2 separate regions of the Homo sapiens genome follow, and region 1 is linked to region 2. A link is an interaction called in ENCODE POLR2A ChIA-PET data of the cell type or tissue named here. Cell type or tissue: GM12878. All regions are shown on one strand. Links, peaks and the distances in the headings refer to the core of each region. The heading gives the core; the rest is flanking DNA. Region 1 overlaps RNF115 (ring finger protein 115). Region 2 holds the start of PEX11B (peroxisomal biogenesis factor 11 beta).

Evidence for each region. ChIA-PET counts read pairs that join two places held together with the same protein. Peaks named below come from ENCODE experiments on the same cell type or tissue, not always from the same donor. Only the 100,000 strongest peaks of a DNase experiment are listed, where the experiment ranks them.
Region 1: POLR2A ChIA-PET joins it to region 2 with 8 read pairs; 3 of 35 experiments call an interaction of 5 or more read pairs at or near these places.

Annotation. Positions count from the first base shown.
Region 1 is chr1:145,783,185-145,788,559 of GRCh38, forward strand. RNF115 (ring finger protein 115) reads right to left here. Exons shown (of 9, transcript NM_014455.4): 3 at 1,355-1,412. Among named protein-coding and RNA genes, the nearest start is that of RNF115, 38 kb to the right of the region's middle. In GM12878, for the core only: no CTCF peak of the experiment used is centred there; a DNase peak (open chromatin) is centred at 2,535.
Region 2 is chr1:145,915,747-145,921,121 of GRCh38, forward strand. It overlaps PEX11B (peroxisomal biogenesis factor 11 beta), which reads right to left and starts at 2,971. Exons shown (of 4, transcript NM_003846.3): 1 at 2,887-2,971; 2 at 1,955-2,070; 3 at 1,071-1,272. The coding sequence starts at 2,942. It also overlaps the pseudogene GNRHR2. RefSeq lists enhancers at 2,124-2,670, 2,671-3,218, 3,017-3,116, 3,497-3,556, 3,607-3,706. In GM12878, for the core only: no CTCF peak of the experiment used is centred there; a DNase peak (open chromatin) is centred at 3,175; H3K4me3 peaks cover 3,439 bases; H3K27ac peaks cover 2,542 bases.

The DNA of each region.
Region 1 (5,375 bases), core at 271-5,270, 130 kb before region 2:
TTTTCAATCCATTAAAATGGGAAAATAAAAATGCAAGTTCAAAACACGATCTGTCTGGAATCACTCTAATCAACCCGGGCAGTTCAGAGTTAACCAAAACTCTTAATACTGTATATTAAGAAGTAGCACAGACCATAAGCAGAAAAACCACCCTAAATAGAACAGGACCATTACCCAGACAATGTTGATAAATCTAACAACATCAAAATGTGGGGGCTACAGGTCTTAAAATAATTTTCAAATAATAAGGGAGAGAAGCTTAGGGTTTTACAGGCTTCTTATTAAATATCACTTTTCAAATATACTACTAGTACAATTTCAATTTACATACAAAACAGTGAAATATTTTGCTATCTCTCTAGGCACTTCGGCTATCTCTGGAAAAGGCTAATGTGATCCTAAAACATAAAGAAATCCTGATTATGGGATTTAACTTATTTCTTCCTTTTAGCATCTGTCAGCTTTCTAGAGCTGAACAAGTTGTATGGCAATATAGGGTACACATACAAACAAGCAAAAGAAAAACGTCAGTGTTTTTTATAGGCTGACTGGTACCTTCTGGGTTGTAGTCTCTAAATGATTAAAAACAAAGAGTATTAATGCCACTGAATTATACACTTAAGAACAGTTACAATGGTTTCTTTTTTTAAAAAAAAAAAACACAACTAAAGAGACTTTAGGTCAATGGACGAAGTGAAAAAAGAAAATTACTCTGGATTCAATATAAAATGGTATTCAAGAATGAAGACTAATGCCCTGTTTTCAAATCACAGTTAAGATTTGTTTTTCCCAAAAAATATGGACGCCACATTATAAGAAGATATAGAAATTATTTACAGACCCCATCTTGGGATCTGAAAGGCAAGTAAACATCCTTAATCTACACCAAACTACTGTGTTGACTAGAGGTAAGCCCTGGAAATCAGTACCTCTGTACAAGGTTGAAGACTATTTCATTGTGACTTCGACAACTTATCCTGGCCTGCACTTTACCTGGTTGTCACACCACTAAAGCAGAGTCTGCAACACTGTTATTTCAAAAACAGCAAAAGCTTCTTATTCTCACACTGTATATACAATAACAAAGTAGAAAACAAGAATTAAAAACACTACCAGTTTAAAAGAATACAGTTTGAGGCTATTACTTTCTCCTAATCAAGGGTTTATCAAAGGTAACACGCCCAAGCCCCAGCTACTGAAAACACAAATCTTCCCAAGGGTTACTACGGCCCACATTTTTTCTTATACATTCAGTTAAACTCTGATGTTGTGCCACACTGGAAAGTTAGTATCTGCCATGATTTTAACACCTAACCACTTCTTAAAGAATTCCTACAGCTAAAGGAAAACTTACCTCTGCAAAATGTGTTGTTGTGGTATTGTCTATCCGACTGCCGCCACCACCTAAAAAACTAAAGAGAAAAGGAATGAGTGGTGATTCTATTCCCAGGAACAAGCTCCCCTCCCAGAAGCTAAATATAGAATGGCATAATGAGAACAAAGCCCAATAAGGAAAAATAACTCATCCCAACACAACACCTATTAAAGGAAATTATGAATAACTGGCATGTGAATTAATCTATGAAAAGTATCATAAACCACAAAATCAAGTGGTTTTCAAGGCTAAATCCAGTGAAAAATTGGAGAAGCCACCATAGAGAAGGAAGGAGGACCCACAGGCAGCAATGCAATTCGGATTTGACCTATCAAAAGACAAATATTTATCCTCAAGAACGCTAACAAAACAAAATGTTTCACTAAAAAACCATTCAACCACCAGATGAACACAACATTTGAGGCTACAATAGTTAATATTTCTTAGGAATGATTAAATGTAGTAATGTAAGGGGCCTGGTACTGTATTTAAAACATTATAAAAGGATTCAATAAATATTTCTCCCCCTACCCACCTTTCAGGACCCATCTCAAATGCTACCTCCTCCATCAAGCCCTTCTGAACTCACCAACCAAATAAGACTCTTCCACACCCTTCTGCACTCTCACTTTGATTCTAAAACCTACCTTGTATTATAAATATCTAGGATTTGCCACATCCATTTCAACCCATTTCCCTCCTTCATTAATATAAATTCAGAAGGCAAAGACTGCAATTTATTAATGCCTCAAATACATGTAGAGTGTTTAAGTGTCAGACATTACACAGTACTATCACCTTTTAAAATCCTGCAATGTCAATATCCTATATTGACACTCAAAAGTTGTTGAATTAATCACATGTGAAAATGATAAAATAACTATCTATTCCCAAAGACCCTGAAGAGTGGAGAGAAATATTAAATCCCATTGTCCCCATGAAATTTGCAAAGAACAAAGAAAACAAGTTAACACATCCGGGAAGAGGGGATGGAAAGAATCACAGGAACTGCTGGATACCACTTTTACTTCAAGAGACACACTTAAGCACACAAACATACAAACACTCACCCCAATGGTAAGTTCACAAACTACTACAAATAGTTTTCATTTGTAGGATTACAATACCAATCCAGGCATTGTGCTGAGCTCACTGAGGAAACAAACACACCCTAGTTAGTCTGAAACCAAAAGTGAAAAAGCAAAGCTAATGCCACTCTTTATGCAACCATTCTCAAGCCTTATTCCCTGATAAGAAACCATTTAATACCTGCATTAATTTCAGAAAAACGCTTTTGTAAAAATCACTCCAAATGTATAACAAGCCCAAAAGTACTTGTACATCTATGCTAAATAAACAGCTAATTGAACTACCACATACCATAAAAAACTACATTGAGTGGCTATGTATCCATTTGATTGCTCAAGCCCAGACAGGCTTCCAAGACTCTTCCTTCCTGCCTTTACTACACAGTTTCAGGGATTCAAACATCCTTGGTAATTGAAACCGCAACTCTTATTTTCTGGGGTTCTGCTCTCCCTGAAGCTACCTCACCGTTCCCTTTCCTTAAAATTCCTTTAAAGAATAATAGAGCTAATCATAGAGAAGGGATAATAAAAACCACCACATTGTTCTGAGAAATGTTACAAAGCTTAAGAAAACTTACAAGGTGCTCCTCTACATGGAAGTTTAAGAGCAGATGGAGCCCATTATCTAATATTTACATGCAAGGCCCTCCTCTTACTGGTTTTTACCCTCCACTACTTACCACTGCAATTGCTAAGTATTTAAATCAGCAAATGTTTATGAACTTTATAGAAGGAAATATCATACTGCCTCTAAGACAAGGATTCTAAGAAAAAGATTTCGTCTTTCATTTAAAACACTAATCTCTTTCAAACCACAGAGTCTTTGTATTTGAGTAAATTGCTACCAATAGCACCTATATAAGACAACCTTTGATCTACAAAGACACATAAAAGAATTAAGAACAAAAACCACAGAATCCACAGTTCCCTGCTAGACAAAGATTCATCCTACAGTTAATCATTCTCATTTATAACTGTATTTGCATAAAAGTACTATCTGCCTAAAGAAACCAGGGTTACTACTTGAAAAGTTGGCAAAAGATAAGCCCATTAATTGTTCTCCCACAACCAATATATCTTTTAATTAGCACATGCAGAGCATAAGTGCCTGAAATAAGTTATTTGATGCAATTATAATGGCACAAACAAAAAGCTATCCCAAGTTAGCATGCCATCCACACAAAATTGCTAATTTTGCAGTCATGCTAATCTTACACGTTTAGTGTTGGTATTGTACTATTTAAAACCAAGATGACATTTAACTGTATCAAAATAGATCCCATGCCACATATTGCCCCAGAAGCTCCAGCTTATTTACACATATAATCACCAATCATTAGTAAAGTAAAACTAATAGTACATACTGTAAAATGTGTAGTTTTTCCTGGTTGTGGAAGGGACCTTCAACTTTAGATTCTGCCAACAGTAACAGTAAAGGAATTACCTACTGCCATTAAAATCTCCAAAGTCACTCCAAGATTAAGAGGCTTCAGATTACAGATTCTTTTTGACCAGTCGGTACTTCTTCAATTTTCAGACGAATGTTTAACCAAATAGCCCCAAAAGAACAAATGTGCCATTTTGTTTAGCCAAAAGAGGCCATCCTATCAATGCTATTCTAAAATTTATTAAAATTTTAAGTTAGGCCAGGTGCAGTGGCTCACACTTGTAATCCCAACACTTTGGGAGGCCAAGATGGGCGGATCACGAGGTCAGGACTTCAAGACCAGCCTGGCAAACACGGTGAAACCCCATCTCTACTAAGAATACAAAAATTAGCCAAGCGTGGTGGTGCATGCCTGTAATCTCAGCTACTTGGGAGGCTGAGGCAGGAGAATCACTTGAACCTGGGAGGCAGAGATTGCAGTGAGCCAAGATCGTGCCCTTGCACTCCAGCCTGGGCAAAAGAGTGAGACTCCGTCACAAAAAAAAAAAAAAAAAAAAGAAAAAGATTTTAGGTTGGGCACGGTGGCTCATGCCTGTAATCCCAGCACTTTGGGAGGCCAAGGCAGGCGGATCACTTGAGGTCAGGAGTTCAAGACCAGCCTGGCCAACACGGCAAAACCCCATCTCTACTAAAAATACACAAAAATTAGCAGGGCATAGTGTCAGACACCTGTAGTCCCAGCTACTGGGCAAGCTGAGGCCCAAGAATCATTTGAACCTGGGAGGCAGAGGTTGCAGTGAGCCGAGATCGAACCACTGCACTCCAATCTGGCAACAGAGCAAGACTCTGTCTCAAAAAAAAAAGAAAAAAGAAAAAAGATTTTATAGTTTTGTTCACATAAACAAAAAAGGAATATGTAATAGTCACTTTCAGAAATATTTCCCCTTTTTATCAGCTGTATACCTTTATGAAGGCCAATAAGAACAAATTCCAAGCATTACAAACCCATATATTAATATCACCCTGGAAAGATGGCCTAAGTTTGACAGCAATAATCTTTTCTTTTTTCTTTTTTTTGAGACACAGTTTCACTCTTGTTGCCCAGGCTGGAGTCTTGGCTCACTGCAACCTCCACCTCCCGGTTTCAAGTGATTCTCCTGCCTCAGCCTCCCAAGTAACTGGAATTACAGGCGCCCGCCACTATACCCAGCTAATTTTTGTGTTTTTAATGGAGACGGGGTTTCACCATGTTGACCACGCTGGTCTTGAGCTCCTGACCTCAGGTGATCCACCCACCTCAGCCTCCCAAAGTGTTGGGATTACAGGCGTGAGCCACCACACTGGCCAAATAACCTTAATAAGAACAAGAGATTCAAGGCCTCCTCAAAGCAGAGTAACAATTGGTTTTCCTGGCTAGAACAGCCTGTTTACCTGATTAGGTATCTTTGTCAGAAGTCACTCCCTAACCCGCCAAAGAGGTATAACAGCAGTTTACCTTCAGACAGCAGAGTGGTCACTAAAAACC
Region 2 (5,375 bases), core at 200-5,199:
CCTCAGCCTCCCGAGTAGCTGGGATTACAGGTGCCCGCCACCACACCTGGCTAATTTTTGTAATTTTAGTAGAGACGGGGTTTTGCCACGTTGGCCAGGCTGGTCTTGAAGTCCTGACCTCGTGATCCCCCCAACCTCGGCCTCCCAAAGTGCTGGGATTACAGGCGTGAGCCACTGCGCCCGGCCTGCAATCCATTTTCAACATCTCAAAAAGAGATGTCCTTTAAACACAATTTGAATCATGTCATTTCCCTGCTCAGAATCCTTCAATAATGTCCCATTGTAGGATAAAATAAAACAAACATTAACATTGCCTAAAAGGCCCTGTATGAAAGATCTGGTGCCTGTCTATCTCTCAAATTTGAACTGATGGACTCAATACTGTCAATCACACTGGCTTTCTTTCTATTTCTCTAATTCCCTTAAGTCTTTCTTAGTTCAAAGCCTTACTTAGAATGTGCAATTTTCTCTGTTTGGAAATGTCTTTTCTGCTACTGTTGGCTTTGTCTAACTCCTCCTACTCAGACATCAGGTCTGAGCTAAAATATTACTTTCTCAAAGAGTTTTTTCCTGATTTTCCAATCTAAATTAGCTCCCCTTGTGATATTCTTTCATAATACCGCATACTTTTCCACAAATATATATGAGAAGTTATTCATTGTAGTATCTAACTCCCTCACTAAACTAGAAGCTTCATGGGAGCAGGCACATTATCTGTTTAGCTCTTTGCTTTATCCCCTGCGCCACAGTAAGCATCTAATAAATATCTTTGGAATGAATGAGTAAGCAGGTAGTGAGGGGGAATAACCTGTGGTATAGAAGCACAATTAAAGTGATATAATATCTTACCTTGCACAATATTAGTCATTCATTATGGAAGAGCATCTGTCTTCCATCTCTCCCCATTTGATATTCTCCGATAGTTTAAGATCTAAGTGATTGGAAGCCAAGTGACTGATCAAGACTTATATACTCTGGAAAGATCCTAAGATATCTTTCCCTCATATAAGACAAGCTATGCAATATAGAGGCTACAAAAAAAAATCTTAAAGGAGAACAGGATATCAAACCTGAATGAACGCTGGGCCCACTTCTCCTGATCCACACGGGGAGCCAGTCCAGACTTTCCAGCCCACAGGACATTGTCACAGGCGAAGTACAAGGCTCGATTGAGGTGACTAACAGTGATGCAGAATCTCAGGACAACATCTGATAGGTGAACAGCTCTTTTGGCTGACTCAAGGGCATCTGCTGAGTTACCCAGGCGTAGAACTTGTGGAGATTAGAAAGGGAAAGCAAGGATTTGTAAGTGGAGAGGCAGATAACAAGAAACAGAAACAGAGAAAGCAAGAGGGCAAAAGTTGAGCAATAATAATGACAATTTTTTTAAAGAGCAGAAACAGGCTGGGCATGGTGGCTCAAGCCTGTAATCCCAACATTTTGGGAGGCCGAGGTGGGTGGATCACCTGAGGTCACGAGTTTGAGACCAGCCTGGCCAACATGGTGTAACCCCATCTCTACTAAAAATACAAAAATTAGCCCGGCATGGTGGTGGGCACCTGTAGTCCCAGCTGCTCAGGAGGCTGAGACAGGAGAATTGCTTGAACCTGGGAGGCAGAGGTTGCAGTGAGCCAAGATTGCGCCACTGCACTCTGACCTGGACGAGAGACTCTGTCTCAAAAAAATAAAAAATAAAGAGCAGAAACAGTCCATTTTTCAATTTCAAATTTAATTTTTGTGCCAGTTTAGTTTTCTCAAACTTGACCCATTCTCTCCAGTCCGCCTAATTACTTCCATACCCCTGCTCTCTTATCTCAACTGGACTCATGCAGAGGGTAAGTGCAGAGCCAAATGAGAAAGAAGAACAGAGAGGGTACAGGAAGGAGGGACAAAGGAAGGTGAGCTGGGGATGGAGGAAAGGTTGGGGGATAAAAGGAAAGACAGAGTTACTTACGCTTTCTTCCAAGGCTCAGGTGGCTCTCCAGTTGTCGAATCTGTTTCTGTAACTCAGGACTGGCTCCATGCCTCTGCAGCGCATGGCCAAGAAGAGAGCAAGCATACTGGGCGGCCCTAGAGGAGAGGGCAGGCAAGGTAAGGTGGAGACCTCCCTAACCTTCCGCTCAAAACTATCTTCCAAAAGGCACAGACAGACTTCCCCCTTTCCCAGTTTGAGAACACTCCCCTTCCTCCTCCATGCCCATATCTCACCATTTCTCCAGGCCAGAGGAAGGGAAAGGCATAAGGAGAAAAAAGAGTCTAGAAAGGGGTGGGGAGCACTATTGAATGTTGAGCAAATTAGAGATTTGACAATGATGAGGCCTGAAGGGGCCAGTGCAGGCCGCAGGGGTCCATCACAAGCACATCAGCGTGAGCATGTACGTGATCGATGAGGGGGAGGCAGACAGTTGGAGGGCATTTTATTCCTCAGAATAGGTGAACTGAGAGATTTCAAGGCCCTCTAGCTGAATGGAGACCAAACGCCAGGGCGGAGGCAGGGGAGTTCCCGAATGGCAGCACGGTGTGGGGACACGGAAACTGGGAGTGCCTCCTCAGCTCTGGGGGCAGAGTCTGGGGCTATCCACCGTGGGGCGAATGCTCCTCATTCCATCACCGCCCAGTGAGGACACTGTCGGTCTTATGTGGACACAGCAACCCTGAGCGGCCTCCCCGCTGGCCCACTCATGCCTCAGTTTCCCCATCTCTTCCGCGAACGGAAAGGAATCATCTCAACAGCGGCTCAAATCTGCGCCTCACGGTCCGTTCGGGCCCCCGTAGCCGGAGTTGACCCTTCTTGACCCCCCTGTAGCCTAAACTGACTTCGCCTCACTAGAGTCTTCCTCTGTCCATCCCTCCCCCGCCCCACCCCCATTCCTATTCGGGCCGCACCTACACAGCCGCTCCCGGGCTTGGCTCTGAGCACTGAAGCGGACCCAGGCGTCCATGACAGCCGCAGCCCAGGCTCCGCGGCCCTGCTCCCGCCCCACTTCCCGCCCCTAGTCACGCCTACTGCGCGACCCAACGGTGCCTCGCGAGGGACAAACAGTATCAGAAAAGAAAGCTTGGCCCTGGAAGCGGAATTTCAGGACGCGAAACTCGTGTCTTTTGAGCCTCCATCTGTGTATTACTGTGCGTGTCTGCGTCACAGCTTCCCCTTATCAGACGACCCCTACTCCCTAGCACGCCTCCAGCGGCACCTTCTTCTTTAAATATTCATGACCAAGGGCGGGGCCTGCAGGGGCCGGGGCGGGGCGAGAAAGCGCCGCAGTGATCTCCACGTCTTGGAGGCCGCCGGCATAGGTGTGCGCCTGGCAGAACCTCACAAATACACATGCACGCAGGCCCCGACTGAATCCAGGGCTGTAGGGGCTAAAGAGGTCTAGGTCAGTAGAGGCCTGAAGCCCAGGCTGGTCTGTCCAAGGAAAAAGGAGCGTGATTGGTACCAGATCTTCGTTCCCTGCAGAACCTTGACAGTTGAACAAGTGACCTCCTCCAGAACAGATGGAGAGTCTCCAGAAGCAGAGGCTTTAGTGAACGAAATTCGCAATAATCAGCTCCAGATCCTGAAAAGGAGGGCGAAGAATCAGTGGCCAAAGCTAACCGCTTCATACCCACACTTCATCCTCCTCAGTTTCTCTCCAGGCCACCATGTCTGCAGGCAACGGCACCCCTTGGGGTCAGCAGCGGGGGAGGAGGTCTGGGCTGGATCAGGAGTGGAGGTGGAGGGCTCAGAGCTGCCCACCTTCTCGGCAGCAGCCAAGGTCCGAGTGGGAGTGACCATTGTGCTGTTTGTTTCTTCGGCTGGAGGGAACCTGGCAGTCCTGTGGTCAGTGACACGGCGGGAACCCAGCCAGCTCCGCCCCTCTCCGGTCAGGAGACTCTTCATCCATTTAGCAGCCGCCGACTTACTAGTCACTTTTGTGGTTATGCCCCTAGATGCCACCTGGAATATCACTGTTCAATGGCTGGCTGTGGACATCGCATGTCGGACACTGATGTTCCTGAAACTAATGGCCACGTATTCTGCAGCTTTCCTGCCTGTGGTCATTGGATTGGACCGCCAGGCAGCAGTACTCAACCCGCTTGGATCCCGTTCAGGTGTAAGGAAACTTCTGGGGGCAGCCTGGGGACTTAGTTTCCTGCTTGCCTTCCCCCAGGTGAGTGACCTAGGACTCAGGACCGGGCAGGACAGGGATTTGGGTCCATAGCATGAGTTAAAGGGTGCGCTTGGGGGCCATTAGCCATTAATTCTCAGGGAGTAAGCCTCTGCTTGCTTTTTTTTTTTTTTGCCGGCTCACTGCAACCTCCGCCTCCCGGGTTCAAGCAATTCTCCTCCCTCAGCCTCCCGAGAAGCTACAGGCGCCCGCTACCATGCCCGGCTAATTTTTGTATTTTTAGTAGAGGCGAGGTTTCACCATGTTGGCCAGGTGGTCTCCATCTCTTGACCTCATGATCCACCTGTCTCAGCCTCCCAAAGTGCTGAGATTACAGGCGTGAGCCACCGCACCCTGCTACCTCTGCTCTCTCTTCTGTAAGATTATTTGTATGTTAATTTACATCTGTTAAGAGCCTGCCTTTTCGATTCCTCAGGGATCTAGAACTAGAAATACCATTTGACCCAGCCATCCCATTACTGGGTATATACCCAAAGGACTATAAATCATGCTGCTATAAAGACACATGCACACATGTTTATTGCGGCACTATTCACAACAGCAAAGACTTGGAACCAACCCAAATGTCTAATAATGATAGACTGGATTAAGAAAATGTGGCACATATACACCATGGAATACTATGCAGCCGTAAAAAATGATGAGTTCATGTCCTTTGTAGGGACATGGATGAAATTGGAAATCATCATTCTCAGTAAACTATTGCAAGGACAAAAAACCAAACACCGCATGTTCTCACTCATAGATGGGAATTGAACAATGAGAACACATGGACACAGGAAGGGGAACATCACACTCTGGGGACTGTTGGGGGGTGGGGGGAGGGGGGAGGGATAGCATTAGGAGATATACCTAATGCTAAATGACGAGTTAATGGGTGCAGCACACCAGCATGGCACATGTATACATATGTAACTAACCTGCACATTGTGCACATGTACCCTAAAACTTAAAGTATAATAATAATAATAATAATAAAAGAGCCTGCCTTGTAAAAACAGTATCCTCTATCTGTGCCTCTTCCATTACATCTGTTTTATTACACGTGGTTTCTACCTCTTTGCATCCTCCCAATCTCACCTCCTTCAGATTGGGGCAGGGAAGAAAAACATACATGGGGATCTATTAAGAGAGTGAAGTCAGTGGTTTGGGTAAAACTTTGTGGTACATTTCATTTATCCATTCAAAAAGTAATATGCATCT